2 separate regions of the Homo sapiens genome follow, and region 1 is linked to region 2. A link is a loop called in an ENCODE intact Hi-C map of the cell type or tissue named here. Cell type or tissue: heart right ventricle. All regions are shown on one strand. Each heading gives the region's core, and the rest is flanking DNA. Links, peaks and the distances in the headings are about the cores only.

Region 1 (15,910 bases), core at 5,319-13,318, 180 kb before region 2:
AGTTGGAAAAGAAATGTCTTTATTAAATAAACCTTAGATTGAGGCCACAGAGTCCTCATGCTATTGTTAATCAAAGGACAATGAAGGGAACTCTATAAAACAACTTTCATTAAAAGTTGCCTTTTTAACGTAAGGTTTTCCTTATGGTAAAGCAATTTAGCAACATCATGATGACCAAAAAAGTCACTGGAAATATTTTGCTCTTTGTGATGGAAAACCTTTAGAAAGGGCAAAAGCTGTGACTGGTCAAAGAGAGTCACTTATAACTCATCTGATGAATTTTGTTTTTTAATTTTTCTGCTTTCATTGTTGGGAAATAAGGCAGGATTTTGAAATTTAGCATTCTCTTAAGGAATAAAATTACTTAGGAAATAAAGGTAGTCTCTATCTATAGGTCTGAAATGTTCCAAAGATATGCAGCTTTGTCAACATTTCTGAAATACCTTATTGATGTCAAATAATTCATTTTAGCATATTCCCTGAGAAAATGGTAAATTGTTTTTCATTTTTTCTGTAAGTTGTACCACTCTAGATTAATAAAAAACAGAGGGCCGGGCACAATGGCTCAAGCCTATAATCCCAGCACTTTGGGAGGCCAAAGAGGATAGATTGCTTGAGCTCAGGAGTTTGAGACAAGCCTGGGCAACATGGTGAGACCCTGTCTTTACCAAAAACAGAAAAAAATAAAAATAGCCAAACATGGTGGTGCGCACCTGTGGTCCCAGCTACTCAGGCGGCTGTGGTGGGAGGATTTCTCTCTCTCTCAAAAAAAAAAAAAAAAAATGAGGGTGTGTTTGTTTATTGGCAAAATAACACGGCAAATAAGGAATAGACCATGAACCCAAGTGAAAGGCTTATGTCTGTTGGACTGTTTTACAGTTGCCCATGAACAGTTTGGAAGTTTCCAAGAACCTGTTAAAGAAACCTGGACATGCTCTGCTCAGAAAGTTGTGTGCCCCAGAGTTTGTTCCTTTGGGAACATTGCTCCACCACAACAGGGGTTTGGTGAAATGAGTTTGAGAAATGTTTCATACTATATAACTCTTCTTGGACTTTCAAATGCACATTATTATATTTAAGACAGAGACGTTATGCAATAAGCCTGTTTTAAGTTGTAACAATGTTCCATGACTCTTCATAGTTTCCATGGATCACAGCTCTGGCCTGGGCAGTAATGGATGCTGCCATGAGCCTGTTCAACTGACCATTTTCTACTCATAAAGTACCAGTCTGACTATGTTGGATTTAGATACAACTGTCAATTAAAATCTTGTAGGGCTAAGATGTTCAATATGATATAAACTATGTTCATAGTCCACATAATCTATGGAGAAAGGATGGTCCATGATGATGATGTAAGCTTTCTGTAAAGCTAAATTTATTCAATTTGAAGAACTGATATTTATTTTGAATGCTTCCAATTTGTAAAATGAAATGTTGGTGATAAGAGGTTTAATGTACTCAGCTATGGGCTTCATCACAATTGTAAGCCCAACGCTGTAGTACAGAGCATGGCTCAACATAGGCTCAATACAATTTGTTAATTTATTAAATAAATAGTAACCATTCTGTTTAGTATCCTATTTTGCCAAACATAAGTTGACAACCCTATGTTGGTTTGATCATTGTTTTTAAAACTCAAAAATCTTGGAATCATTTGAGTAGATGAAAGTCAATTTTACTAAAAACATATATTGCAGCAGAGATGTCTTCCTTTCTGTAGTGTTGTCATTCTCCAGGTACCCAAAGATAGATGACATTCTTAGCCCCTCTTGCATTTCAATGAGGCCATGTGACTTATTTTAACCAACGTGGTGAAAGTGGAAGTGATTTCTGCCCCTTCTAGGTCAGGTCCTTCTCCATTAGCAGGCGGAATGCAAATGACCCTGAGCCCTAGGAATGATAAGGCCACAGGATCCTGGGTCCCGGAATCACCACAAGAAGGAAAGCCAATGACCAGATGAACACACATTGAGCAATTAATTGATGAAAAATAAACTTCATTGTGTTAAAGTATTGATATTTTGGAATTTGTTTCAGAAGCTAGTGTTACCTAACATCTGTATCTCCATCTATATATGAATATACACAGATATACACCTTTGCAGACATATACTAGAAGCATATGCAATGTAAAAGTTAGAAGTGGGAAATAGAATTAACAGATTTTATTTATTAACAGGTTTTATTTATTCTTTGGTCAATAGGATTAACAGATTTTATTATTTAAAAAATTATCATACTTTTCTAAGTTTTCTTTAGCAAATGGGCATTACACATTAGGTTTATAATCAGGGGGAGAGCAAAATAAATATATTATTTTTAAGTGATTTCCAGCCTGCAAGACCTCTTCCTTTTTTTTTTTTTTTTTTTTTTTTAGTTTTTTGGATTTTTCCTCACTCCCTGGGTCCCTCAAGCCCTCTGTTTTTTGTTTTGTGGTTCCTTTTTTCTTTTTTTTTTCCTTCCAAACTGGAAGCACATCCTATCTTTAGTCAGAACTGACAAACTTGCAGTCATCTCTGCCCTCTCTCAGGGGTATCTGAGGAGTAAGCACCATCTAGTTTCTCTCTTTACCACCTCAAAATGTAGGAATACTGCAAAGGGAAGAAAACCTACCTGGATCACTGTGCTGTAGCTGGATTCTTCATGATGTTTTCTGCATTTCTAGCTTTTTATTCTGAAATAATTTCAAACTTAAAAAATTGCAACAATAGTACAAAGAAATCTTATGTTCTCCAACCAGACTCACCCATTATTATCATTTTACATGTCTCTCTCTGTAGATACATAGCCAGATACCACATAGATAGATAGATGATAGATAGATAGATGGATAGATAATTTTTCCAAACCATTTGAGAAAAAGTTAAAGTTATCTGACAATATTTCATCAAAATTCTTGAAATACGCAATGATTATTTCTGTAATTCCACTTATTATGACCTAGATGTAAGAAAATACTTAGGGATATAAAAAAGTTTTAATTTCAAAGTTGTTAAATCACCAATACTTATATTAAAAATTGAAATGACTTTTACACCCAATAATGAGTTTGGCTGAGCAATAGCCTTTACATACTGCTTCCAAATGTCCTTTTGTTTGCCACCCATCATTGGCCTCTGGAGCCATTAGGACAAAGTCTGAAGCTCTTAATATGTCTACCTCTATTGACTACATCACTCTTATCACTGCTAGGACTCCTTTGATTCTGCCTGAGCCCCCTTCAGAAAAAAAAAAAGATCACCCAGGATACCCTCAATTTTACATGGCACTGATGAATGTTGGTTTCACCAGGTATGTCTTCTCCACACTCTCTGAACCTAAGGATCCAACCAGAGACCATCATACATGGAGACCCCATTCTCCCCAAAGTCTCGGGGACTTGTGCCTGACAGCCTAGGTGTCAGGTGATGCTATTTAATCTAGGAAAGCAATTAAAAGCCTCTCTGAAAAAGGAGTAATAAAAAGCCCGGCTGTTCAGGAAGGTGTGCTCAACATAAGACCAAATAACTTAGAATACAATCAGAATTCTATAGAACTTACAACAGATAACCTATCCCAATTTGAAATAGAGTCTATTCCTTGAAATCACATATATTCATGAGAATTTCCAGAAGAATAATGTCAACTTTCTTCTTAGTAACATCAATGGAAGAGATTCCCTGGCCTGGCTCCATAAATTAAGCTTCCAAAGCTGTTTACCCTCGTCTAGCTGGTATGTTCACCTTCCTTACCAAGAACAAATATAATATTACAGAATATTTGTTCTTGGTAAGAACAAATATAATATTACAGAATCTCAGGAGGAAATCATTTGACTTTGATACCTCAAATTCAGAAATTCTGAAGTAAAAATCAACATAAAATTTCAAATAGGGAGCATTTGGAATTATATTTCTCATATAAATATTTGAATGGAAAATCATAGAATGTGAAATAGCACTTATAAAATAAAAAGAAAGTAAACTCAAAAATATGCCTCAAAAATATTAAAAACATTTCATCAAATGTACAAGTTCTAAGAATCAAGAAGGAAATACTCTGAAACATATTTATTTAAAAGGCAATACGTTTTGTGTTGAAGACATTATGGGGCAAAAAGGGCTTCAAAATGGAATGGAAAATGCAACATTCTGAATTGACTTTTACTGTTAATACTAGTACTGAATCACTTACTTTTCTTAAACAATGTATAAAATACCACACAAAAGTGTAATTTCATTTAGTTTATTAATATGATCCAAACAGATTTAGCTTAAGAGATGAGGACAGGACATAAAACAAGATTTGGCTGAGCTATATAAAGAAAACCAAAAGAGTGACAAGATTTTCAATTGGTGACAATTTAAAGTCATTTATTAACTAATATAAAAATAAATCTACAATAGAACCATGACTTAAACTGAGCCAGTATGTGGTACATGTGTCACCCAAAGTCAGCAAGGAACCATTCAGAACTTACACCCTCCTGGACTGGCTCACACGGCCTGTCTTTGATCTGGAACCTCATATAAGTCACCTCACAGCACTGGGTTTGCAGCCAGCTACATTTTTTCTCCTCAGCCTATGATCAGTTATTAATACATACCATTTCTATGTTTCCCATAGCCTCTTTCTTTTCAGATAGTGACAGAGCTCTAGAAAAAACTCATCTGGCCAGTACTAAACAGGGAAGGTGAAAAAAAGTACTTTAAGATGGGTGTGGGGTCATTTGGGGTACCAACAGACTCAGATAAACAAGGGAACCAGAGTGGGCATCAACAAAAAGCATTGAGGTAAGGGGCCCAGTGGTAATTCACAGAAAAGACCAGAACTGGACAATATTAAAGTCAGGAAGAATGGCTGTTACACTTGAAAAGTCACACTAGAAGAACAACAAAGAAGAAGAAAACTGGAATGAACAGTAGTCCCTTTTATATTTTTTAAAAGGAAGGAATTTTTTAAAGAAATATAAAAGTCAAGTCAAAAAGTGAAATAGCAACAATGAGTATTTAAATAAAACAGAATGTAGTAGGAAAGAAAGAATTCTTTTATTCCCACATGACAGCCCAATTTTTTAAAATGGTTATCTTAAGTCAGGCCAGTTTTATTTTATTGACCATGTATATATAACATCAGATATTTCTAAGAAAGAGAAGAGAACCTGATTGATGTCTCTCATGTAACATGGAAAGGAAAAAGGAGGGAGGGAAAATGGGGAAGAAAAGTCTCCACACTCTTCATGCCCAAAGTGGACACAGTCTTTAACCTGTACTTCAAATGACAGGTTCAGATCATAGAAAACATTGTCAAGTCCAACAGAATTTTGATCACAAGCTCTTGGTGCTCAGCGTGCAGCTGAGTAGCAGAAGGCAAACAAGCAAGTTGATGGAGAAATCTCTGTGCAGGGAAGAGGAAGAAGACGTGCCACACACCAAAGGTTCTGCTTTATAGGGTCTTTCTATATCTGGAGGTAATGCTGTCATTCCTTGAATCTGAAAATGGAAGCACAAACAATGCAAATGAACATCTGATTTAAGGCAGCACAGTGACCAGGCCGCTCAGCTGCCCACACTTCTGCAGGGGATAAAGGGGGCAGGAGTGGTTACCAAAGGAGTCACACACTGGGGGAGTCAGAAACCTAGGGTTAAGGAGGAAACAGAAAAGAGGGCCAGGCACTCCTTTGGAAAAGAATACAAAGCAGGCTCTATTGCTTTTTGCAGCACTCATTCCGGCCTGTTCCTGCTCTATCCCAACCTTAGTTTTAGAACTAATTTTTCTCTTGAAAGGGGGTAGAATGAGGAGTTTTCAGTCAATCCAAGTAATCATTGAACAAAAATTATCAGACATTAGAAGGCAACTGGACCCCTGGATTTATGGATATTTGTCTTCTCCTTAGGTTTTCCTGTAATAGATTCAGATAAAATGTGTCATCTGGGTTGTCAGAGGTTAAAAAGAGCTTACCGACCACTCAGCATTGTCTGTCTTGGAACATCTCACATTCACTGGCAGGCTGAGGACCAGCTTGTTGAAGGAGAGACCTTCCTTTTTAGTCCATTTAAACTTATTCATAGCATCCATGAAAGAAAGGTTTTTATATTGCTTGGGACTTTTGATAATGAAAGGCCAGGTCCTGAATTTAAAAGACACAGTTAGTCATATTCAGAACAAATGCATTACATGTTTCCTTTACTTTTCAGCATCCTAAAATAGATCTCACACTTATTCATTTTCATACACATAGATAACCTAATGCAAAATGTTGATGAGCTCATCAGTGATTACTAGAAGAAATACCAAATAAAAGATTTTTAAAGAATGATATTTATTTTTTAGTAGCAGATTGGCATTAATTTTATTTTTAATTTTATATTTTTTAATAGATATGGGGTCTTGCTATGTTGCCCAGGTTGGTCTGGAACTCCCAGGCGCAAGCAACCCTCCCACCTCCACCACTCAAAGTGCTGGGATTATAGGTGTGAGCCACCATGCCCGGTCAAAATTTAAACAAATAATTTTGTCTCAGAAAGCTTCTACAGAGTCTCACAATTCTACATTAATTTGGTTTGGTTCTAGTTAAAAAATTAACTGGTAAGCATTCATTTCTGAAAAGTACAATGCTAATGGTGTAATCAAGAAACCTGCAGGTTCCTAAAAGATACTGTGAGAGATGGAAAGTTCAAACCCATACACTATAAAAGCCTGACCCCTGCTGGCTGATCTGTTTTGGCTTAGCTAAGTGAGAAGACAAATACAACAAAAAATGTGATTTGATCAATGCTTCAAAAATTTTACTCATTTCTCAAAAGAAGACATACATAAGGCCAAAAAACATGAAAAAATGCTCCACATCACTAATAATCATCAGAAAAATGCAAATAAAAACCAGAGTGAGATACCATCTCACCAGTCAGAAGGGCTATTATTAAAATGCAAAAAAAAACAACAACTGATATTGGCAAGGTTGCAGAGAAAAGACAATGCTTATACATTGTTGGTGGGGATGTAAATTAGTTCAGCCAACTGTGGAAGCAGTTTGTAGATTTCTCAAAGAACTTAAAACAGAACTACCATTCAACCCAGTAATCCTATTACTAGCTATACACCCAAAGGAAAATAAATAGTTCTACCAAAAAGACCACATGCATTTGTATGTTCATCATAGCACTATTCACAATAGCAAAGACATGGAATCAACCAAGGTGTCCATCAAAGGTGGACTAGATAAAGAAAATGTGGTACATATACACCATGGAATACTATGTAGCCACACAAAAAAAGAAAGAAATCATGTCCTTTGCAGCAGCATGGGTGCATCTGGAGGCCATCATCCTAAGTGAATTACACAGGAACAGAAAACCAAAAACCGCGTGTTCTCACATATAAGTGGGATCTAATCATTGAATACACATAGACATAAAGATGGGAAAAACAGACACTGGGAACTACTAGAGAGAGAGGGAGAGAGGGAGACAAGAATGAAAAAACTACCTGTTGGGTGCCTGGCTCACTACCTGGGTGATGGAATCATTCATACTCTAAACCTCAGTTTCACACAATATACCATTGTAACAAACCTAAACATGCATCCCTTGAACCTAAAATAAAAGTTGAAATTTTAAAAATGTACTGAGAAAAAAAATACCCTATATAGAATACACTCTGCCTTCACCTGCCACTCCAAAAATCACATGCCAAATATTCAAGAAAGGAAAAAGAAATCACAAGAATGACATGAGCAGACAGAAGAAGTGACAGAAAAAGTGAAGTGAAAAAGTGAATGACATAACTTGCTTGAAAAGATAGTTTTCAGGTGTTGTCTTTCATTAAATATAAGTTTTATATTATTGATTCCTGAAAAAGGGAAAAGTGTAAGTGCTGGCATGTCACAAAATTTTACATTAATCCATGGACCTTGCAGGAAATTATCATGGTGACTAGAAAGTATCTGGCACTCATAACATCCCAAGATGTTACAGTAATTTCTATAATTATCAAATAATCTCAGCTGAAGAATATACATTAATCTTCATATTTTTAAAATTTATTTATGTCATTTCTCTCTCCCTCTCTCTCTCTCTCTCTCTCTCTTAACATACATAACCCACTCAGGCACATTGAATATCATCTTTTTAAGTAAATTAAAAGTTCCTTATTAATTTCTTGGAGTTATAAAGATAATTTTTTATGTCTAAATTTGAAATATTTCTTCCATATCTAATAAGTGAGACAATGAGGAAAATAGGTAATATATATAGATCTTTACATTTTTCATAATTTCCTTTAATTAGAATCAATATATATCTTTGTTGAGTTTTAAATGCATTATTTTATACAAAGACCTTAAAGTGAAGCCCCATAAAGTAAGAGCAATCAGCATTGCATTACATAAACATACCTAGCAATGGCCTAAAATCTATAGCATTTGAAAATTAAACATATTGTGACAATTTTGTAGAGACACAATCCAGAATTAGTATCAAGCAAAAACTTGACTTGAAAGAAGTTATTATATTTGCATACAATGTCCTTTTAAAAGCACTAAAAGCTACAGCTATTGATCATTTTAAGTCAATTATTAAAAATAAAATTTACTTTTCAAAAAGATAAAATGCCTAATTTGAAAAAGAGAAAATCAATTTTATAACCAGATAAATGCTAGGGGAAAATCATCAGTCTGTAACCATCTGAAACACCACAAGGTGGCACGACAGCTTTACTATGGTGCTTAGGTTGCCTAAAGCCTCTGGTGCCCCGCTGTTAAGAGTGAATAGTGTGACCATTATACACAGATGAAATCTTAAAAAGCTTTGCTGCTATAATAATTTACTAAATTGCCTATTATTGAGATTGTCCAACATAAAGTGACAGAAGAGGTGTAACCCCATTTGTCAGTTTTTAGAACAGATATGTAGAAAGGCCAAGCCCAATGGCGCGTATGTTGGAGACAGAATGACTGAGGCTGGGTGACCTGGGGATGTGGTCATCAACCTTTCTGAGATGGCATCTTTGTCTCATATTTATCATCTCCTTTCCACTCCCACTAACTTGGTTTAGGCCCCTGTTCTATAATAACTTTATACTAATAAACATCCTACTTGTCATCTCTAACCTTTCTAGCCTATCCTACACACTTCCAAATTATTTCCTAGAGAAAAGAGCAGACAGAAAAAGTGAATATTTATCCTGAATACTTTTTTTCAAAAAGACTAAGCTTTAAACCAGGTAACCTTAAAGTAGCAAGTATTTCTGCTTTTACTGGGATTAGGGATTAGTTGGAAATAATTGGGAATGTTACAGAAATAAAAAGTTACATTTCTGCATATCTTGTCAGTGTGTAAATGTCTCTCCATACATACATGTAAACGAATGGTATTATATATATATATATATATATATATTACTGTAGTCAATAAAAAACAGTGTTATTATTATGCTTTAATATTGATGGGTAATTTTCCTTTGTAAATTCCATCTAAACTCTGAGACATGTTTTTCTAAGAAGATAGCAAAGTTGACTGCAATACACCATGGTAGAGTAATTTTTTAAATTTTTAAGTGGAACATAAAGCTATTTATTCTTATAAATTCAAACTGATCAATGGAAATTTTAAAAGTTTAATGATTTTTATACTTGGTCCCTCTGTTCTATATAAATTGAAAAGCAGATGGAGAAAAATAATCTGTGGTTACATTTCTTATCTGAGCCTCTCTGGACTCCTGTTTTAAAAGTTTTATTGCTAATGTCTTTCTCGGGGTAGAGAAGGAGAAGGAAGGAAGAGAGATGGAAGATTTAACCAAGAAACAAAGTCCATGTACTTATAGCTAAATGAACTATATTACACACTCTCCATCCATCAAGCAAGTAAACATGTGATCAAAAACTAGCAAAAGGAACAAAAATTCATTAACAGACTTCCACTTTTGGCCATGTTGGAGTAACTGACACTAACTTCCTGTAAAAAACTCAAAATTCGACAAACCATATGAAACAGCTGGTTTGGACATTGGAAAATAGCACAGAACTATGATCCCCAAAAGGAAGGAAACAAATAAGGTGTTTGAATATTATGTTCATCCCAGCTTTCTGCCTAGAAGCATTCTCTGAACCAGAATGCAGGAAAGGGAATTTCGAAACAGAAAATGACGATCTCAATAAGTTAAGGAGATGAAGACCAGAGTTAAGGGAGTCTGAAGAAGCTTACATATTCAAGGTAGACTACTGCAGAGGAAAAATTTGTATAAGGATCCTCTGAGTCAGTAACTAAGCAATAAGCCAACTATATTTAGGGTAAAATCCACAAGACTGGGCAATGAACAACTAGAAGATTGTGACCTAAACAATTCCCAGAGCCTGTATAGAGCTAGCAGACATTTGAGCTCAAACTAGCCAGAGTGGAATGTCTCTGTTGACTACACGGAGTAAACATCTATTCTAGACTCACGCTAACAAGGTTCTTTAAAGAAATAAAAACAACCTAGTACTAATTAACAGAATGTGCATAATGTCCTGTTGTCTATGTCTAGTCAAAAAATTATTAAACACATCAACAAGTATGTAAATGTGAATCTAAACTAGAAGAAAAAATCAGTCAATACTCCAAGATCTTGAAATGACAGAGATTAAAGAATTAGCAGACAAGGATAACTAAAACTTAAAAAAACATATTATTAACAAAACATGCGCAAAACTTCTATATTGAAAACCACAAAAAAGTGCTTAGAGAAATGAAAGAACAGTAAATAAGTGAAGAGGCATACCATGTTCATAGATTAGAAGACTCAATATTGTTAAGGTATCAATTCTCTCAAATTGTCTAGAAATTCAGTATAATCCCAATCAAATCCCAGCAGGTCCTTTTTAAAAATGAAATTGACAAGTTGATTTAAATATATGTATGAAAATAGAATAAACCTAGACTATCAAAATAATTTTGGGAAAAAATGACAAAGTTTTGGAGACCTACATTTAAGACTTCCTATAAAACTATAATAATTAAATGTGGTTTTAGAGTAAGGCTAAACATATAGAGCAATGAAACAGAATAGAAAATCCAGAAAGAACCAATATATGGACAAATGATTTTCCAACAAATATTCCAAAGTAATTCAATAGTAAAAAGGTAGTTTTCTTTCATCAAATGGTTCTTGCACAACTTGATATCTATATGAAAAACAAAGAACGTTGGATTTACCTTACACTACACACAAAAATGTGTTCAAAATGGATCCACCTAAATGTAAAAGCTAAAACTGTGAACTTTTCAGGGGGAAAACAAGAGAAAGTCTTCCCTTGAGTAGGCAAAGATTTTTTAAGCAGGATATGAAAAGCACAAAACAAACCAAAAAAATGATGAAACAAACTTCAATAAATACAGCTTTTATAAAATGAAAGTCAAGCCACAGACTGGGAGAAATTGTCTGTAAACAGGCATCCAACAGAGAACTTACATCCAAAGTATAAAGAATTCTTACAACTCAGTAATAAGAAAACAAGTAATTCAATGAACAATGAACAAAAATTCTAACAAATAATTAAAAAGAAATACACAGTTGCCCCTTGGTATCCATGGGGGACTGAGGATAGCAAAATCTGTGATGTTCAAGACACTTATATAAAATGGTGTAGTAGTTACATATAACTTATGCACATGCTCCTAGCTACTTTAAATTATCTCCAGATTACTTATAATACCTAATACAATGTAAGTGCTATGTAGATGGTTATTATGCTGTATTGTTAAGGAATGATGACAATAAAAATATTCTGTGCATGTTCAATATAGATGCAATTTTTTCAAACATTTTTTATCTGAAGTTGGTTGAATCCATGGATGCAGAATCCATGTTCTGCATCTGGGAAAGCAGAGGGCTGACTGTATACATACACACACACACACACACACACACACATTTATTTATACACATGTACATATATATATATATACATACATATATACACATATATACATATATACACACACATGTGTGTGTGTGTGTGTGTGTGTGTGTGTATATATATATATATATATATATATATATATATATATATATATACATATATACATAAAACCTTAGGACAATTCTCTGGGTGGCCCTGGACCAATCCAATCCATTCTCATTTTTGCTTGTAGTTCTCAAGAATAACTATATAATGTGCTGGAAACAGAAAATCTTGAGATAGGAAGGGACTGACTGGAATAGCCCAGGTTCTGTTCCAGTACCCCCAATAGGGTTTGAATGTTCATGTCCCTCCAAAACTCATGTTGAAATCTCATCTCCACTGCAGTGTATTAAGAGGTGGGGCCTTGAGGAGGTGATTAGGTCAAGAGGGTTCCATGCTCATGAATGGAATTAGTACCCTTACAAAAGAGACTTGAGGGAACCTTCCAATTGTACCTTCTACTTGTGAGAACACAGCAAGAAGGTGCCATCTTGGAAGTGGAGAGCAAGCCCTCAGAAGACACTGAAACTGCTGGTGCCTTGATTTTGGACTTCCCCATCTTCACAACAATAAGCAATAATTTTCTGTAGTTTATAAATTACCCAGTCTAAGCTATTTTGTTATCCCACCCCAAGCCAACTAAGAGACTCCCCTGGAAACAGAGAGTCCTTCAATGCTTTAGCCTTGAATCTCACATTGCCCTGGGATATAAAACCAAGAATGGGCTGCTTGTCAAGGTCTTTCAGCTGCCATGCAACTGGGACATGTACAGTAGAGGCTCCATCTATTCCAGGCAGATTTCCTGAGCCTTGGAAAACTGGCTTACAATAAATTCTAGGATTCTGTTGTTTTCGCTGCCTATCTGTAAGCAATAAACCCATTTAATGTAACTTGTTGTGTATAAGTATGATTTTTCTTACTGGACTCAGACAACCTGCACAGCGAACCTGCTTTACAATAACCAATAAACATGTGAAAGAGGCTCAGTATCATTAGTCACAAGGAAAATGGAAAATAAAGCCACAAGAAAATATCACTAGATACACATTAAAATGGATAAAATGCAAAATACTGAAAATACAAAATACTGCCAAGAATATTGAGTAACAGGAGTTCTTACACATCACTGGTAAGAATGAAAAATATATTATTTTAAGAACATTTTGAGAGTCTATGGAGTAAACATAAACTTAGCCAACAGTCTCTCAACTGGAATCTGCTTAAGCCTACCAAACTCCCGAGGGCAGGGTCGATCAGCACCGCAGCTGCCTACTGTCTAAGCTGTTTGAGCTCCTTGGGAGAGGAGCAGCAGCCAGCACTAGGACTCGCAACTGCCTAACGTACTAAGCTCCCTGGGCGAGGGAAGGGCAGCATCCATCTCTATAGCTCCAGACTGTGCTTTTCCCCTGCTGGAGCCAGAGAGGCTGGATGGCTTGGTCACAAGACTTGTTCCCCACAGCCCAACACACTGGCTGTGGCAGTCTTCCACCAGAATGCCTCTTCAGGCTTGACCCTGACCCATCCTTCCTCACTGGGTGGGGCTTCCCTGGAGGAACTCCAATGACTCCAACTAGAGGCTCAGGGACAGAAGCTGGATCTCCCTAGTCCTAAGCCCCTAAGGGGAGGGGTGGCTGCAGCCTCTGTGGACCAGCAGGCTTCGCCTTTCCTCCTGGTAGCTCTGAGGAATCCAGGCAGCCCAGATGAGTGGGTTTTCTCCCAACAAGGCACACACCCTCCACCAAGGGACAAAGTGCTTTGTAAAATGAGTCCTGTTCCCTATGCCAGCCAAATGGGTGAGACCCTTCAATAGGGGTTGTACAGGAATAATCCTACTAGCATCAGGTTGGTGCTCCTTGAGGTCAGAGGTCCCAGAAGAAGGAGTAGGCACTCATCTTTGCTGTTCTCTAGCCTCCTGGAGTGTCATCTCCAGGTGTGGGAAATAATCAGATGAATAGGGCCTGAAGTGAACACCCAGCAAAGTGCAGCAGCCCTACAGAAGAGGGACCTGACTGTTGAAAGAAAAACAAGCAGGAAGCAACAACAACAGCATCAATGACAACAAAAAAAGCACTCACAAAAACCCCATCCAAGGGTCAGCAGCCTTGAATACCAAAACTGGACAAACTCATGAAGATGAGAAAGAATCAATAAAAATATGCTGAAAATCCAAAAGGTCAGAGTGCCTCTTCTCCTCCAAATGATTGCAACATCGCTCCATCAAGGGTGCAGAACTAGATGGAGGATCAGATGGATGAATTGACAGAAGCAGGCTTCAGAAGATGGGTAATAAAAACTATGCTGGGCTAAAGAAGCATGTTCTAACCCAATGCAAAGAAGCTAAGAACCTTCATAAAAGGTTGAGGAACTGCTAACAAGAATAATCAGTTTAGAGAGGAATATTAATGACTTGATGAAGCTGAAAAATACAGCACGAGAATTTCATGAAGCATACACAAATATCAACAGCCGAATCAACCAAGCAGAAGAAAAGATATCAGAGTTTGAAGGCCACCTTGCTGAAATAAGGCATGCAGACAAGACTAGAGAAAAAAGAATGAAAAGGAATGAACAAAGCCTCCAAGAAATATAGGACTTCATAAAAAGACCTAACCTATGACTCATTGGAGTACCAGAAGGAGATGGGGAAAATGGAAACAAGCTGGAAAACATGCTTCGGGATATTATCCGGGAGAACTTCCCCAACCTAAAAGACAGGCCAACATGCAAATCAGGAAATACAGAGAACACCATTAAGATACTCCACGAGAAGATCAACCCCAAGACACATAATAATCAGATTCTCCAAGGTCAAAATGGAGGACAAACTGTTAAGGGCAGCCAGAGAGAAAGGCCAGGTCACCTACAAAGGGAAGCCCATCAGACTAACAGTGGACCTCTCAGCAGAAACTCTACAAGCCAGAAGAGATTGGGGGCCAATATTCAACATTCTTAAAGAAAAGAATTTTCAACCCAGAATTTCATATCCAGCAAAACTAAGCTTTTTAAGTGAAGGAGAAATAAAATCCTTTTCAGACAAGCAAATGCTGAGGGATTTTGATACTACCAGGCCTGCCCTGGAAGAGCTCCTGAAAGAAGCACTAAATATGGAAAGGAAAAACTCGTACCAGCCACTGCAAAAACATACCAAATTGTAAAGACCAATGACACTATGAAGAAACTGCATCAACTAGTGTGCAAAATCATCAAATAGCAGCATGATGACAGGATCAAATTATCAAATTCACACATAACAATACTAACCTTAAATGTAAATGGGCTAAAGGCCCCAATTAAAAGACACAGATTGGCAAGCTGGATAGAGTCAAGACCCATCAGTGTGCTATATTCAGGAGACGCATCTCACGTGCAGAGACACACATAGGCTCAAAATAAAGGGATAGAAGAAAATTTACCAAGCAAATTGAAAGAAAAAAAAAGCAGGGGTTGCAATCCTAGTCTCTGACAAAATAGACTTTAGACCAACAGAGATCAAAAAAGACAAAGAATGGCATTACGTAATGGTAAGGGGAAAAATTCAACAAGAAGAGCTAACTATTCTAAATATATATGCACTCAATACAGGAGCACCCAGATTCATAAAACAAGTTCTTAGAGACCTACAAAGAGACTTAGACTCCCACACAATAATAGTGGGAGACTTTAACACCCCAATGTCAGTATTAGACAGAAAAACAAGACAGAAAATTAACAAGGATATTCAGGACTTGAAATCAGCTCTGGATCAAGTGGACCTAGTAGACGTCTACCGAACTGTCTACCTGAAATCAACAAAACATACATTCTTCTCAGTGCCACATGGCACTTATTCTAAAATCGACCACATAATTGGAAGTAAAACACTTCTCGGCAAATGCAAAAGAACTGAAGTCATTAAACAAACAGTCTCTCAGACCACAGTGCAGTCAAATTAGAACTCAGGATTAACAAACTCACTCAAAACCATACAATTAATGGAAATCGAACAAC
Region 2 (15,910 bases), core at 3,680-11,679:
TGGCTAATTTAATAGGAATTTATTTTTGCTTTTTGGGGGTTGATTTTTCCTTTCATAAGACAAACAAATTTTGTTTGCCGTGTTTAACTTATGGCTGCTTATAATTAGCTATATATTCCCTCTCAACCTCAACAGATTTTCTTGAACTGCCTTATAGGGGCTTTATTTTCTTAAGCGTATTGATAATACAAACTGTAGTATGGGCATCGATAGACTATTGGCAGGTATTTATCTCAACTCTAAAGTGTTATTGTTCTTTAGGAAAAAATCATAGCAAGTGAGAAAAAATAAATTATTTAATAAATGACACCAGGAAAACTGACTAACCATTTGGGCAGGGGAGAAAGAACCCTACCTCCCAGCATATAGCAAAATACATTTTTAATAAACCATTAATTTAAATAGTAAAATTGAAAATATTAAACTGCTCTAAGAAATATAAATGTTTTTATTATATGATCTTATACATGATCTTGGAGTAAGAGATATAAAATATTAGCTAAGCATGACACAAAACTAAAATCCACAGAGGAAAATATTGACAAATTTGACTACATAAAATAACTTGGTTAAATGTTATACAAAAAATGTGTACATATATCACAAGTATATATGTAAGTGTGTGTTCATATACACACAGGAGACAGTAACTGCAGGTTATGATGAGGAAAGAGGTTAAACTACAATGGTAATTATTTTTGGTAACAGAACAACAGCCCAGTAAAAAATGGACAAAGGTTATAATCTTGCAATTTACAAAAGGCAAATGTGTACATAACAAAACTTCAACTTCACTGATAATTAAACTTTTATGTTTCTGATTGGTAAAAATTATGAAAAGCAGTTGAGAATATAATTACAATCAAAGGCCTTAAAAACAAAAGGTAAAGACTACATAATATATAAGAAAGAGGGAGCAATAGTCAATAACTATAAATAATTTAGAAAATGTCAGACAATCCAGTAGAAAAATGGGCCAAGACACGTGTATATCTATATAACAAACATGCACGTTCTGTACATGTATCCCAGAACTTAAAGTATAATAAAAAAAAAGAAAAATGGGCCAAGAATAGGAACTTTAATATTCATGAATAAACTGAATAGCAAAAAAAGGACCGAAATGCATATCAATTTTGCAAAGTACAAACAAGTACACCACATGAATGCTATATAAAATTACTCAGCCAATTAAAGAATTGAGTAGAAATGGATTCTGACAGGCCCAATGGGAGCCTAGTTCCACCATGTGGTAATTTCCGGTTTCTGAACAGATATACTGAGCAACCCCCAGTTCTCACTCATACTCCCTGAGTAAGGGCTCTTATGGAAGGAAGAAATCATTGGAAGCCCCTGGGGACCCACTCTAATAAAAAAATAAAACCAAGGGCATTATCTATTCCCTGGGAATTACTCAGAAATGCCACCATCAAGGACAGAAAGAGCAGGGAGTGGACATGCCTCTCATTCCCATTTAACCGGCCTATCTGGAGAATGCAGAAGGCTAATGCTCATGATAACTAGCAAAAGCTTATTCAGGTGGTGACTCCAACTGCACTGTTCCTCAAAATGTGATGGATTTACTACAACAGAGCATCACAATCTCTAGCAACCTGTATATACCTGCTTATATGGCAAATACTTTTTGCTCTACCCTAAAGGACAGAGAACATGAGAAAGGATTTGCTATCAATGGGATGGGACATCAGCGAGCCTTCACAGGCTTATCTCACGGTTATGCACACTGTCTATCTTTGTACTACAATTTCGTTGTCAAGGATACGGATCATCTCCTCCTACAGGACACTACATTAGTCCAATACACTGGTTACGTCTGCTTTTAGGACCAGAAAAGCAGGAGGCAACATGTACTCTTAGATGCCTGCAAAGCATAAGTAAGCCAGCAGGTAGAAAATAAATCCATGAAAATACAGGGCAGTGTTTCCTCAGTGAAAAATCTTGGTGAATTAATCTGTAGATAACTGGCATACTTCTGCAAAGTGCTTTTCTTTGTAGCCTCAAGTACAAATGAGAAACAGACTTTTTATGCTGCTTCCACCCTTTACTGAATGACCCAAAGGTTACCAGCTTTAGCTTCAACTCCCAAAAAGAAAAGACCATCCAGCGAGTTCAAGTGGTGGTATAAGCAGATCTACAACTTGGCTTTAATGACCCAGCTGATGCAATGGTACATCAAGCCTGTGCAATTTCAGGGCACCGAAGAAAACTAGTAGCAAATCCCAATAGGAAAAACACAGGGGTCCCTTAGAATGTTGGAGCAAAACCTTCCTTTTGAGACTTGTTCTGGCCTTGCTACTGAGCCCTGGATAGAATAAACAATGGTACAAGGTAACCAAGTGACTCTAGCTGTTCACCATGAATTGTATCTTGTTGGTACAGCCTTTCTACATTTTGCTCTACGTATGTCAGTCAGCCTATCCCTCACCCCAACTCCTGAAGCACTTGTTCAGTGAAATAATAAACTAGCAATGGCTGTCAGAACAAAAGCCACATATAGACTCAACAATATGGATTTCCTCTTACTCAGACTGACATGACCATGGGTATTGCCGTACACCAATTTGCAGCAATAGCAATCTCATGTTATACTCTATTAAATCATTTTTGTTTGATTTTTTGTATTAATTTTTTCATTCATCCTTTGGACTTCCCAGATGCACATCCATACGCTCTACAGAGATGATTTTACCCATTTTATTTTCTATGGCTAATTATCTTTACAAACACTTTCAATAACGTGCTAATTTAAAAATAAAAAGTAAACTAGTGATGTGCCGTTGTTGAGGGTTGACCCAACTAGCTGCTCCTTCCATCTTGGAGGAGGCAGAATTTTATATTCACTTCAATGGTATTACTCTGGGTTCTGTTATGCATCCTCTAAGCACCCACTGTGCCCCCTGTGGCCCGTCCCCACTCCCCCGACCCCATGCTTCTACCAGACTCCTAATCCACCTATTAGTCACAATCAAGGTGTTCCACACACCGATGCTTCTGCTCAAGAAATTACAGAGAAAAAAAATTAACGGTGTTCCAAGGACAATGGGATTCACTGCTCTGCCATGTATTCTGTTATCTAGAAGCTGCTGGACTTCTAGAATGTTTACGGCCTACTGAGACTCAATCCTGGCACCACCTGGGAGACAAGCATCTTGGGAAACTGAAGGATCCTTATGGTCTCAAAGAACCACCACTCCATGGTGCTGTTTCACCTACAGCCAGAAAGAAACTTGGATTTGGGAAGTAACAGGTCGAAGTAAAGTCCAATATTTCACGATTACACCTAATTATCCATTTGTACAATTTTTTCCATCTCTCAAGGTGACTTAGAGACAACATCCAAGGGAGGAAAACAATCACGTTTTCAAGACTACAACTGGTCATTTAGGGCCAAGGTAGTATGTTGATTGAGGTAATTATTAAGCGGAATTTGGGGTACGCTCATACACAAGTAAAAGGGAGATGAACTGGAGGGGGCCTGATAATACTGCCATCTTCACTCATAAAAGTGAGTACCACATAGCCTGTGAGCAGGAGCAACAAGGACCCAGGGCTGAAAATCTGGGTTATCCCAAACAGCAGAGGTGCTGAAAGAAGGCAAGAGGAAAGTGGAATGGTTATTATAACAGGAAAATAGTAATACAAACTGCAGCCTGTGATCAGTTGTAGAGTGGTAACTTAGCACCTGCCAGTATTCTTTTTCTTGCTCTGCAATGTATATATTTAGATATATTAACTGTTCGTCTCCTTCCCTATTTCCTCCACTGTTATATATAGAATGTACCATTTGTGGTTACTCTGAGACACTGTTCCACAGGCTAAGGAATACTGCTGTTCAGTTTTGCTGAAAGAGGAGGAGCACACAGGAAATCACCCCCTAAATTTGGCATTGGCTACAGGAACTGAATAGACCTCAGTTTTATCCCTTCTGTGGAAATGGGAAAGGAGTTCTCGTTGCATGAGGGATAGCAGCAGTGTGTCACGCAGGAGCTTTTGTTTTTAAGCTTAGGTATGAAAAAAGGAGGCGTGTTCACTGTAGAAAACAAAAGGGATAAATTATAGTGAAATTTATTTTGGGCCACCTAATACCCAAAACTACTATTAGATTGGGATCTTTTTGGTTATAATATGACCACTGAGAAGTAGCACCACAGAGCCAATCTTTGGAGGGGGAAAAAAACTGGTTGCTAAAGCAACAAAACTGTTTTAAGATTCTTTGAACATTGCTTACCTTCATTATCATACAGGTGATTAATAATGAAAGTATTAGTCACTATCACTAACAATCTAGTTATAATCAAAAGCTACATTTACTCTGTGCTTTTGGTTTTGTAGATTTAGGTTTTATAGATACTGAAATTTCTTAAAAATCAAAGGCTCTGGCTAACAACCTCCTTGTCACTCTGAAACAATTTTTTAAGATAATACAATGTCTCATAAAATGAAGCCTCTCAGAAAACAACCATTATGTTATTGCCTAATAGAATGCATTTAACTAATGAGAGCTTCTCATGAACAGAAATGGAAGACAAGGCCCCCTACACTTATGCAGCATACAAACTAGAAAAGGACAAAAAAACCCCAAAAGTACAAACACCATATAAACTCAAAGAGGGTGCAGCAGCAACAAATGCTATAACAATGTTTCAAACAATGACCTATAATATGTGTGTTCTATTGGAGGACAATCCAAAAAGCTGTAATGAAGGTGGCATTTGTAATGGTTTGAAGGGTAAGAAATAGGACATTTCAGTTTGGAGATTCAAACCTCTAATATCATACTCAGACCTACACTGAAATGATCAGAATACCTATTAGTCACCCTAACTAGAAGGCAAATTTCTTGAAGGCAAGGCCTAAGTTTTATTCATTTTGGTTTTTCCAGAATTTATCATATTGTTGACCCTCAATGAATAGTTTTATGAGTGAACCATAAAAAGAATACTGGGAAGATCAAAACGTACGTAAGAAATAATATATATTTCTAAAACATACAGCATAAATAAATGGAGAGTTAAGAAAGGTAGTTATGCCCATTTATTATTCATTCATTGATTCACTCGACAAACATTTACTGGGCATCTGCTACGTACCAGGCACAGCGAGAGGGCTTCTGAACGTGAACATTAATTTGGTTGCATTCCTTTAAATTGAGCAGGTCTACACTTGAGGATCAATTAAAGGCATCATCTGATCAGGTGATAAAGGGCTTATAGGAACATAAATCTGAAACTACTAAATCAAATTTGGAAAAAATATTATACGGTATTAGTTCAATCCTATTTTATAAACAAAGAAGTTGAGAACCAGACAGAATAACTTGTTCCAAAAACTATAGCTATTTAGTACAAGAGCTAGGGTTAGAATGTAGATTTCTTGGTTTTCAAAAAACTTTTTTCAATGTGCTAAAAGGACTGAAAGTAAAAGATGTTAAAACACATTATTTCATAATCCAGGTGTGTGACAGTTGACAAAGCAAACAAAGAAAAAATAAGTGTGTCTAGATTGAAGAAGTAATTTGAAGGAGTTGAATTGAGATGTTAGATGTTTCCAGCAGTGCTCAAAGTAAGTTTAGGTCTGGCAGTGGATCACAAGGATCCTTCTTCCCAGCTGAAAGTGATCAAGGAAGAAACGCCTGCTCTTTCTCTGGGTTTTATGAACTGCCAAGATTCCACAGACTTGATTTTATATACTACTAGCATTAGCCTCCTACACCAGGGTCAACAAATTATGGCCCGTAGAGCCTGAAACCTGGTTTTGTACAGACTTCCAAGCTAAGAACTGTTGCTACAGTTTTAAAGGGTTAACAAAAAAGAAAAAAAAAAAGAAAATGAAAGAAAGTCTAAAAGAATCTGCCCTTTACAGGGAAAGTTGGCCAGTCTTTGTCCTCAGTTATTAAAAATTACTAAAACCTTGTATTTAAAAACTCAACTTGGCATGTTATTTGAATGTACTGTCATCCTTCACTATCCCTAGAGGATTGGTTCCATGCCTCCCTCCATCCACCTCCCAAAGACAACAAAATCTGCAGATGCTCAAGTTTCTAATATAAAATGGCATAGTATTTGCATATAACCTATGCACATCCTCCTGGAAATCACCTCTACACAACTTACAATACCTAATATATAATAAATGCTATGTAAATTGTTATAGTGTACTGTGTTTTATTTTTAAAATTTTTCTGAATATTTTTGTTCCATGGTTAGTTGAATCCATGCAGAATCCATGGAAAAGGAGGGCCTACTGCAGTCACTGCATTAAGTCTATCTAGTAAAATATTTAACAATGTCACAAAATTTCCATTGAACATGCATGTACACTGAGTTGAAGTTCTTTGATTCTCAGAATATGCTATTCACCCATCATAGGTGCTGGCTTGAGTACCTCATTTTCATCTGCTGCTCTTATACTAATTTAGAAACAAAACACTTTTTCATTGTTTTGGATGAGCATTTTTATAGCATATTTGCTGCAAAAATATTGTTAGCACTCTATCATGTTATTACTCTCTGGTTTTTGGCCATCTCCTAAGTTCTTCCCCTTCTAGAAGGTATGGATAGTAGGATATGTGGTTCACAGGATCTTCTGCGACACCCCAATTGACCATGTTCAAAAATGCTTGAGAAAAATAAGCTTAGAGAAAGGGAGATAAGAGGTTTCTAGTCAGATGACAAGCAGTATGGTGATCTGGAAAAATAAATAATCCTCCTACTTTCTCCCAAGTCCAGTCTGTAGGATTTCACTTCATTATCTAGCCTTAGGTGCTATGAATTTATAGGACAGTCATCTTCTATTTTGATTGGCATAGGTCCAATTAAAGAAAAAAACTCATGAAACAAGCCGCAGTCTTTCCAACCATAAAAAGAATTAAGAATAAACAGTTTCTTGAAGAAAAGTTCATCTAATGCATACAGGTAGGATTAAATCAACATGTGTCTCTACGAGAATACAAAGAAAAAATTATTTTTGCATTATCTACAATTTTGAACTATCTGTACCACTACTCACTTCCACAGACGTGACTTCAAAGAGTATGTTACATTTTTCATAACAGAAAAATAATACCATTTCCTACACATCCGAAAAAGATGCACTACTGGGTCATCAAAAACAAAACAGTGTCCCGTTTCTGGCTCTTCTACAGCAATGAAGATCCATTCTGTTCCACGTGGGTCTGCTGCCATCTAGTGGATTATTTAAGAAAAAAGCTTTACAGTAAAGAATAGTTTGTCATAAAATTGTAGGCTGAATTTGGTATCAGGGGCTATTAATACATAATGTTACCACCCGTCAGACTTCACCAGCAAATGGATGCTGTCTGACAAATGAGACTGGCCAGGCTGTGGCGGCATGGCAGATCAACCTAACACACACACAGAGTACCTTTAAAGAACTGTCTCCAAATAACTAAGAATAGCTATCTTCTCTTTTAGCAGAAAACATCTGTTTTCAACGTAAAATAACCAACTTGTAACAGCCAAACATAGAAAAAAAAATAATGGTTAGTAAAATCCCTGGACAGGTGATTTTGAGATTCCAACACAGACTCAGCCACATCACACTGAGGAAGAAGTACAATTGAAGGCTGACCAGCAAGTAGAGTTGGAGCCAGACAGCCTGATATCTCACTTCTTCCTGGCTGCTGACCCTGGGCAATTTACCTAATGTCTCCAAGCTATAATTGCTTCAACAGTGAGAAAGCACCTATTTCTCAGCTGTCATAAACTTTAACCGAGAACAATATAGGTAGGCACCGTGTACTGGATATAGTAAGCGCTCAACAGAGTCTGTTGTTCTCTTGAAGGTCAGAAATGAATAATAGGAATATTCTTATTAACGTTTTTTATTTAAATGCCACTTTATTGAGGTACAACTGACAAAGCGCATAAACTATAGTTTTACAAGTTTGGACATATGTGTACATCTGTAAAACCATCATCACACTTAAGACAGTTATTAGATTCTTCACCCTCAAAAGTTTCCTTGTTGTAGTTTGCAATTTCCTCCCTCCTGCATATCTGTTCCTTCCCCCCTCCATCACCAAGCAATCACTAATATGCTTTCTGTTGCTTTCTGTATTTTGCATTTTCTAAAGTTTTATATAAATGTAATCACAGAGTATTTATTCGTTTTTGAAAAAGGATGGTGTCTGGCTTAAGTTAGCCTAATTATTTTATGATTCATCCATGCTGTGTATATCAATAGTGCATTCCTTTTATTGCTGAGTATTCCACTGTATGATACAACACTATTGATGGACATTTGTGTTGTTTCCCGTTTTTGTCCATTACAAATAAAGCTCCTATAAGTATATGCCCTACAAGTCTTTGTATGGGCATATATTTAATTTTTGTGTGTGGATAAATAGAAGTAGAACGGCTGGATAGTATGACAGGTGTTACATTTAGCTTTCTTAAATCAGTCAAACTATTTTACAAAGTGATGCCACTTTACACTTCCACCTGCAGTGTATGAAAACTTCTGTTCCTCTACATCCTCTCCAGCACTTGGTATGCTCCGTCTTTTAAATTTTGCCAAATAGGTTAATAGTGGTATCCGTGCTTTTAATTTGTATTTTCCTAATAACTAATGATGTTGAACATCTTTTTATGTCCTATTTGTCATCTGTATATCTTCTTTGTTGAAGTGTCTGTTCAAATAACAATATTGTCTTCTGATCCATGATCAAGGTATATCTTCCCAATTATATAAGCTTTCTTTAATTTCAGCAATATTTTGTACTGTTCAGTGTTCAAGTGTTTCACTTATATTGCCTTCTAAGTATTTCATAATGTTTGATGTTATTGTAAATGCCAGCTTTTTAAATTTCAAATTTTTATTTTGATTGCTCATTGCCAGTATAGAGAAATACAATTTATTTTTGTACATTGATCAGATACTTACTAAATTGACTTTTTTATTCTAGCAGGCTTTTTTAAATTGTAGATTCCATCAGATTTTCTACATAGACATTTATGTCTGTGAATACAAATGGTTTTAATTCTTTTTTTCCTAATGTGAAGTCCTTTTATTTGTTTATATTATCCATCTGCACTAGATGGATCCTCTAGTACAATTCTGAATAGAAGTGGTGAGGGCAAGACATCCCTGTCTTGTTCCTGATCTTATAAAGGAAAGCATTCTGTCTTTCACCATTAAGTGTGACACTCTGTAAGTTTTCATAGATGATCTTTTGTCAGGTTAAAGAGCTCACTTCTACTCCTAGTTTACTGAGAATTTTTGTTAGGAATGGAAGTAGAATTTGTCAAATGCTTTTTCTGCATCTATTGAGATGATTATATAGGTTTTCTTTTTAAGTTTGTTAACATAATGAACAATATTTATTGCTCTTTCAGTATTAAACCAACCCTGAATTCCTGGGATATACTCCACTTGTTACATCCTTTTAAAATATTGGTGATTTGATTAGTTAAATTTTGTTTAAATTTTCTGCATTTATGTCATGAGATGAAATGGATGTGTAGTGTTTTTTTCTGGGTTTTTTTTTTTTTTTTTTGAGACAGAGTCTTGCTCTGTCATGCCCAGCCTGGAGTGCAGTGGCGTGACCTCAGCTTACTGGAACCTCCTGCTGCCAGTTCAAGCGATTCTCCTGCCTCAGTCTCCCAAGTAGCTGGGATTACAGGTGCCCGCCACCATGCCCAGCTAATTTTTTGTACTTTTAGTAGAGACAGAGTTTCACCATATTGGCCAGGCTTGTCTTGAACTCCCGACATCAGGTGATTCGCCAGCCTCAGCCTCCCAAAGTGCTGGGATTACAGGCATGAACCACTGCACCCAGCCTAGTAGTGTTCTCTTCTTTTACTGTCTTTATCTGGTTTCAATATAAGGATTATGCTGACCTGCTAAAACGAATTCTTCAATTTTTTGGAACAGTTTGTGTACAATTAGTTAAATATTTGATAGATTACATTAGTGAAGATATTTGAGTCTGGTTCTTTGTGAGAAGGTTTTAAGTTGTAATTTCAATTTCTTGATATAGAGCTAGGCAGGTTACTGACTTCTTTTTGAGTGAACTTTGATAATTTGTGTCTATCAAGGAATTTATCCATTTCATCTAAGATGTCAACTTTATTGTCATAAAGTTGTTTATAATACTCTCTTAATTGCAGCCATAAAAAAAATGAGTTCATGTCCTTTGCAGGGATATGGATGAAGCTGGAAACCATCACTTTCAGCAAACTAACACAGGAACAGAAAAGCAAATACTGCATGTTCTCACTCATAAGTGGGAGTTGAACAATGAGAACACATGGACACAGGGAGGGGAACATCACACACCAGGGCCTGTCAGGGGATGAGGGGCAGGGGAGGGAGAGCATTAGGACAAATACCTAATGCATGTGGGACTTAAAACCTAGATGATGGGTTAGTAGGTGCAGCAAACCACCATGGCACATGTATACCTATGTAACAACCCTGCACGTTCTGCACATGTATCCCAGAGCTTAAAGTGAAATAAATAAAATAAAAACCATTTCAAAGGAAAAAACCTTTAAATATATGATAGATTCTGTAATGTACAGAATATATGTAAATATGTATAGATTTTTACATATAAAATATGTAGAATTTATAATATATCATCTCTCTCATTCCTGATATTAGTAATTTGTTTCTTCTATTTTTTTCATGTTCAGTCTGGTTAGATGTTTATCAGTTCTATTGATCTCAAAGAAATAGCTTTTGGTTTCATTGATTTTTTTTCTCCCTTCGATTTCCACTATGATTTGTATTTCCTTTGTTCTGCTGACTTTGCAATTTCGGTTGTTTTTTCTAAATTTCTTAGGGTGAAAACTGACGTCATGATTTGAGACCTGTCTTCTTTTCTAATACAGGTGTTTAGTGCTCCCTTAAGTACTGAGTTAATACCATCCAACAAATTCTGATATGTGATGCTTTCATTTACGTTCAGTTCAGAATATTTTCCAATTCCTCTTTTTGGCTTTCTCTTTGATCCATAGCTTATTTGAAATGTGTTTGGTTTTCAAACATTAGGGGATTTTCCAGGGATCTTTCTGTTACTGAGTTCTAATTTAATTTCACTGTAGTCAAGGAATATTATCTTGTATGACTTGAATCTTTTAAAGTTTGTTGAAACTCTTGATTAATGACAGGAATAGAGTCTATCTTAATAAATGTTCTGGGTGCACTTGAGAAAAACGTGTGTTCTGCTGTTGTTGAATAGACTGTTCTATAAGTGGCTGTCACCATCAAGGTGATTAGTACTTTGAATCTTCTGTATCCTGATTTTGTATCTACTTGTTTTATCAATTATTCAGAGAAGGGTACCGAAAGCCATAATTGTGGCTTTGTCTATTTTCCTTGCAGTTTTGTCAGTGTTTGCTCCATGTATTTTAAAACTGTCTTATGAGGGAGTTCTCAGTTTTTTTTAAGTGTTCAGCTTCTTATTTACATTTCTTGACTATCTAATGTGAACCATACTTGAGTGCTAATACTTAATAATCTATGATATAATTATAAGAATTGTAGAGATGATAAATATCAATTGACAAAAGATAGTTATAGCCCGTAATTGGGAGGGAGGAGTCAGCTACTATGTGCCAGTGACATGTATCTAGCAGTTGCATATAAGTGACATATTTAAAACAGGACTAGAAAAAAAATCTAAATATTGAAAGAAACAAACTCTGTTTTAGACTCCAATCTTTCCTCGTCTATCAAACCCTCTAGCTTTGTTAGAGGGTGGTTTGGAGTGTTAAACAAAGTGATATAGGCCAGGCGCAGTGGCTCGTGCCTGTAATCCCAGCACTTTGGGAGGCCAAGGTAAGCAGATCACTTGAGGCCAGGAGTTCGAGACCAACCTGGCCAACATGGCGAAAACCCATCTCTTCTAAAGATACAAAAATTAGCCAAGTATGGTGGCACACCCCTGTAGTCCAAGCTACTCGAGAGGCTGAAGCACAAGAATAGCTTGAACCCAGAGGAAGAGGTTGCAGTGAGCCAAGATTGTGCCACTGCACTCCAGCCTGGGCAACAGAGTGGGACTCTGTCTTAAAAAAAAAAAAAAAAAAAAAAAAAGGATGATATATATGTAAACATTTTAGAAATGGCATAGATCTTTGTAAGAATAAAAGTACAAGATGTTATTACTAATAAGTCTTGTACAATTAGAGTTAGGATCCAGGTTCGTTATAGGGTACAATGTGTAGAGAAAAATGTATCATTAGAAATACCCATGTCTATCTATTTTTCAAGAAAAACCAAGAAAAGTGTATTAAAATTCTAAAAAGTGTATCACAAGTAGAAAAACTTCCTGGAGAATGTGAAGGATGGCTACTAAAATAATTCTGGCTTTTCCCCTCTAGCACTAGTATATCTCATGCTCTGTCTTATGACCTGAAGAGAACACTTGTCTTCTTTGTGAGCAAAAGCACTGATCCAAACTGCAGAGACGAGAAAGTGTGGGAAGGGAGATGGAGAAGGATCTTCTAAAGGATGAGTCTCGAGGCTGGAAGCTCAATGGAGAGCATCCACCCGCAAGGCCCAACTACACTGGCTTCCTGTGCTCCCCTTCCCAGCACAGAATATCTGAAGGCATAGCCCGCTTCCACAAAGCAATCTCAAATTTACAACACACTTAATTTTCACTTTGTCATTGGTTCTCTTCCCGGATACTTTAAAGGTAGAAAGGCATAAAGGTCAAATCAGTGGAAATTTGGGGGCATTTTAAAGCTATTGTAGATTAATAAAGGGTTAAATCTGAGGGCACAGTTCTTAAAAATAAAGTACAAAAACAAGTCATCTAAAATTGTATGTAAACAATAATTTGGACTTCTAGATGGCTGGAACATTACAAGCTGGGTCTTTTAGCAAATTTATTCATCCTAACATTTTTCACATGGATCTGCTCAGTTTACCTGCTCTGAGGTAGTCTGGAATCAGAAGCAACAACGGTTCCATAACAATGTGATTTGTGTAAGAAGCAAACAGGAAAGGACTGGGCAGTGGTGAGGCCTTGCGCCTTGCAATTCCCCAACCCCGCTGACACATCTTTTGCCCATCATGATGAGCTTCCTTCCTGTCATCCACTCGAGGGCCCAATAATTCTCCTACTGCTCCAAAAGCAGCTGAATTGTTGTCACGAGTTCCCCTCTAGTTTACAGGCAGTGATTCCCAAACCTTTTACTTCAGTCATTTCTGATCAGTTCTAACTGCCAACACATGCTGGCAGCTGTTTCTAAAACACTGAAAATCGATTTCTGCTTCTTATAGAAACACGGTAGAAGCATGTTTCTGAATATTCCTCCTTCTTCCCTCCTCAAGGCATATTATAGAATGGGGGAGCAGGTAGAAAACCCATAAAAATTACATTTTCAGAGAAATTAACACAAAATGTGTAAATATGACCAAATTCTCAAAAACGTGTACATACGGCCAAAAGCAACAGAAAATAGCAGGTCCTGAGCAGGAAGCCGTATGGGTGGGGCGGAGAATAACCGGGGTTGCAGAGCTCCACACTGTCACCAGCAAATCATCAGAAGAGCTGATCCCACCCAGAGTGAGAATGGGCAGAAGCAGGGCTGAGAAGCACCGGGGACTCTGCTGGAGAAGGTGGGAAAAGGAGACACGGAACAGATTCAGGAGGCCATGGGCTGCCGACCCTACTCAAAAACCAGGTGGGGAACACCTTGGAAAGAGGTGTCTGTGCATCTTGGGGCCGATGAAGTGATTGGGATGACATCAGGGATGGAGCGGGAAGCCCTCCTACACCAGGCTAGGGGCTGAGAGGCAGAGGAGGAAAGAAACAGTCCCTCAGTGCAGCACAGCACAGCACAGCACAGCACAGCACAGCACAGCACAGCACAGCACAGCACAGCAGAGAGAATAGAGCCCTTGAGCAGAGAAATGGGCACTTCCCTCTCCCTCCACAGGAATCTCCTGCCAGGAAAATCAAACTCATTCCATTGAAAAACAAAAAAAAATGGGGAGAGTAACCACACAAAAGACTATTTTAAAATGTGGAAAAGAACAGTAAAACTCCCTAAAAGAACTCACAGCAGGAGAACATGTTGCCACAAAGTGAATATGGTAAAAATTATACCCCAAAATACCCACAGGATTAAAAGAAAAAAAAAAAACTCAATGAAGTAATCACAGTTTAAAGGAAGATCACAAAAGAACTCTTAAGAGATGGCCAGATAACATGCATGCACTGACTAACTAGAGACTGAAGGAACTCAGAAAAGAAGGACAAATTCAAAAATAAAGACCCCATGACAAGAAGCACAATAACAGACAGACGCAGAACACATCAGGCCTCATGATCACCACCCACTGCAGGTTTAGTCATTTTAGGTTCCTTGGGCCGCCCCTCACTCTTCATTGGTTGTAGTTTCTGGCTCGCTGCCATTCTGTCCAACATGACTCCTATCTTAATTTTTTTGTGATTTCAATACACAGGCTGACGATCCTTCCACCATCCTGCTGGCCTCCATTCTTTGCACACGTCTCCTACTGAAATGATTCTGTCCTCCACCCTCCCTCAGCCACACACTCCAAGATCCCATCAAACACCTTCTCATTACCAGGAACTGTCACTCTTCCATAATCTTGGTTTCAGGCAATCTACTTAGAAATCACCTCCTGCATGTCCAGCTCACTCCCCTGGCCCCAACTCCAACCTGCCATCCATTGATCCTGCCACTCTGCCACATTTCCTCACCTCCAATGTCGTCACCCACTCCCTAACCAACTTAAACTCTGGAGTCAGTCCATATCCAGACTCTTGCATATATCTTAAGCCCCTCTCTCCCTTCTTAACCACTTGACAAAATCTAAAATTCTGGTTGAGTCCAACATTGCACTGCCTCTGCACCAGCACTGCACTCCTCTCCTCATAACCCTTGCTCCACCCAGAGTAAAAGTCCTTACACCAGCCTGCAAGGCCCTACCTGACCTGGTACCAACTCTCTCTCTTCCCTCCTCTCCATTCCTCTAATGGCCAGGGGTGCTTAACTCTGAGGGCCCATGGACATGCTATTTCCCCATCTAAAATACTCTTTCCCTAGATACTGTGGGACACATTCCCTTCCTTCCTTCAAATATGTGCTCAACGAGGAACTCCTCAGTATGGTCCATCCCAACTCCCCGTGCACCCTATTTATCAAATGCAAACCCCTCTCCAGCACATGCCGGTATGTTTTTGTCATTGTTTCTTTTTGTAACACTTAACATCTCCTTCTAACATATGACATAATTTACTTATTTATTTTATGTCTGTCTTCTCTCATTAAAGGTTCACTCCATAAAGGCAGGTATTTTTATTTTATTCGCTGACATAGCTTCAGCATCCAGACAGTCCCTAGCACATCACAGGTGTTTAATAAATACTCACACAGGGAATGAACATAAATGCACAAGTAACACCCTGGTACAATATACAGCATGATCCAAATACACCATGTTATATGAACCAGACTCTCCTGGGCTCAAATACCAGCTTTGCCACTTAACAGTTGTACAAACTTGAGCAAGTGACAACCACTCCAAACCTAAATTTTCTCACCTGACCAGGGTGACTGGAAGATCAAAAACAATGCACAAAAAAAGGAATAAAAGATACCTAATACAAGGCACAAAGTAAACAGTTAATTAAAAATAGTTTTAAAATACTAGCTTACATATCTTCCAGAAAGAGATTATTGAACAAAGCAGGGTATATAGGAAATACCATACAACTAAAATCACTGGGTGTACTTGGGCCACCCTGCCCCACTCTCCTCCCATGCCCAGCAGCAAGGCAGTGTACTGGGTATTCACAAATAAGCAGGCCTTGGCTGGATATCTGTTGAAGGTTTCCATGCTCCCAAGCAGGAGAACAGTCCACAGACTAGGACAGTATCTTGGT

The links. Hi-C counts contacts between places; a loop is a spot of excess contacts. Peaks named below come from ENCODE experiments on the same cell type or tissue, not always from the same donor. Only the 100,000 strongest peaks of a DNase experiment are listed, where the experiment ranks them.
Region 1: a loop joins it to region 2, with 9 times the contacts of the local background. A loop is called at or near these places in 73 of 110 quality-filtered maps.

What each region holds. Positions count from the first base shown.
Region 1 is chr6:132,291,844-132,307,753 of GRCh38, forward strand. It overlaps MOXD1 (monooxygenase DBH like 1), which reads right to left. Exons shown (of 12, transcript NM_015529.4): 11 at 5,944-6,112; 12 at 4,212-5,474. The coding sequence ends at 5,310. Among named protein-coding and RNA genes, the nearest start is that of MOXD1, 100 kb to the right of the region's middle. In heart right ventricle, for the core only: CTCF peaks have their summits at 6,701 (motif pointing left) and 8,687 (motif pointing right); a DNase peak (open chromatin) is centred at 8,686.
Region 2 is chr6:132,477,145-132,493,054 of GRCh38, forward strand. All of the region lies in intron 2 of STX7 (syntaxin 7), which reads right to left. Among named protein-coding and RNA genes, the nearest start is that of STX7, 28 kb to the right of the region's middle. RefSeq lists an enhancer at 13,593-13,832. In heart right ventricle, for the core only: CTCF peaks have their summits at 7,213 (motif pointing left) and 7,429; no DNase peak of the experiment used is centred there.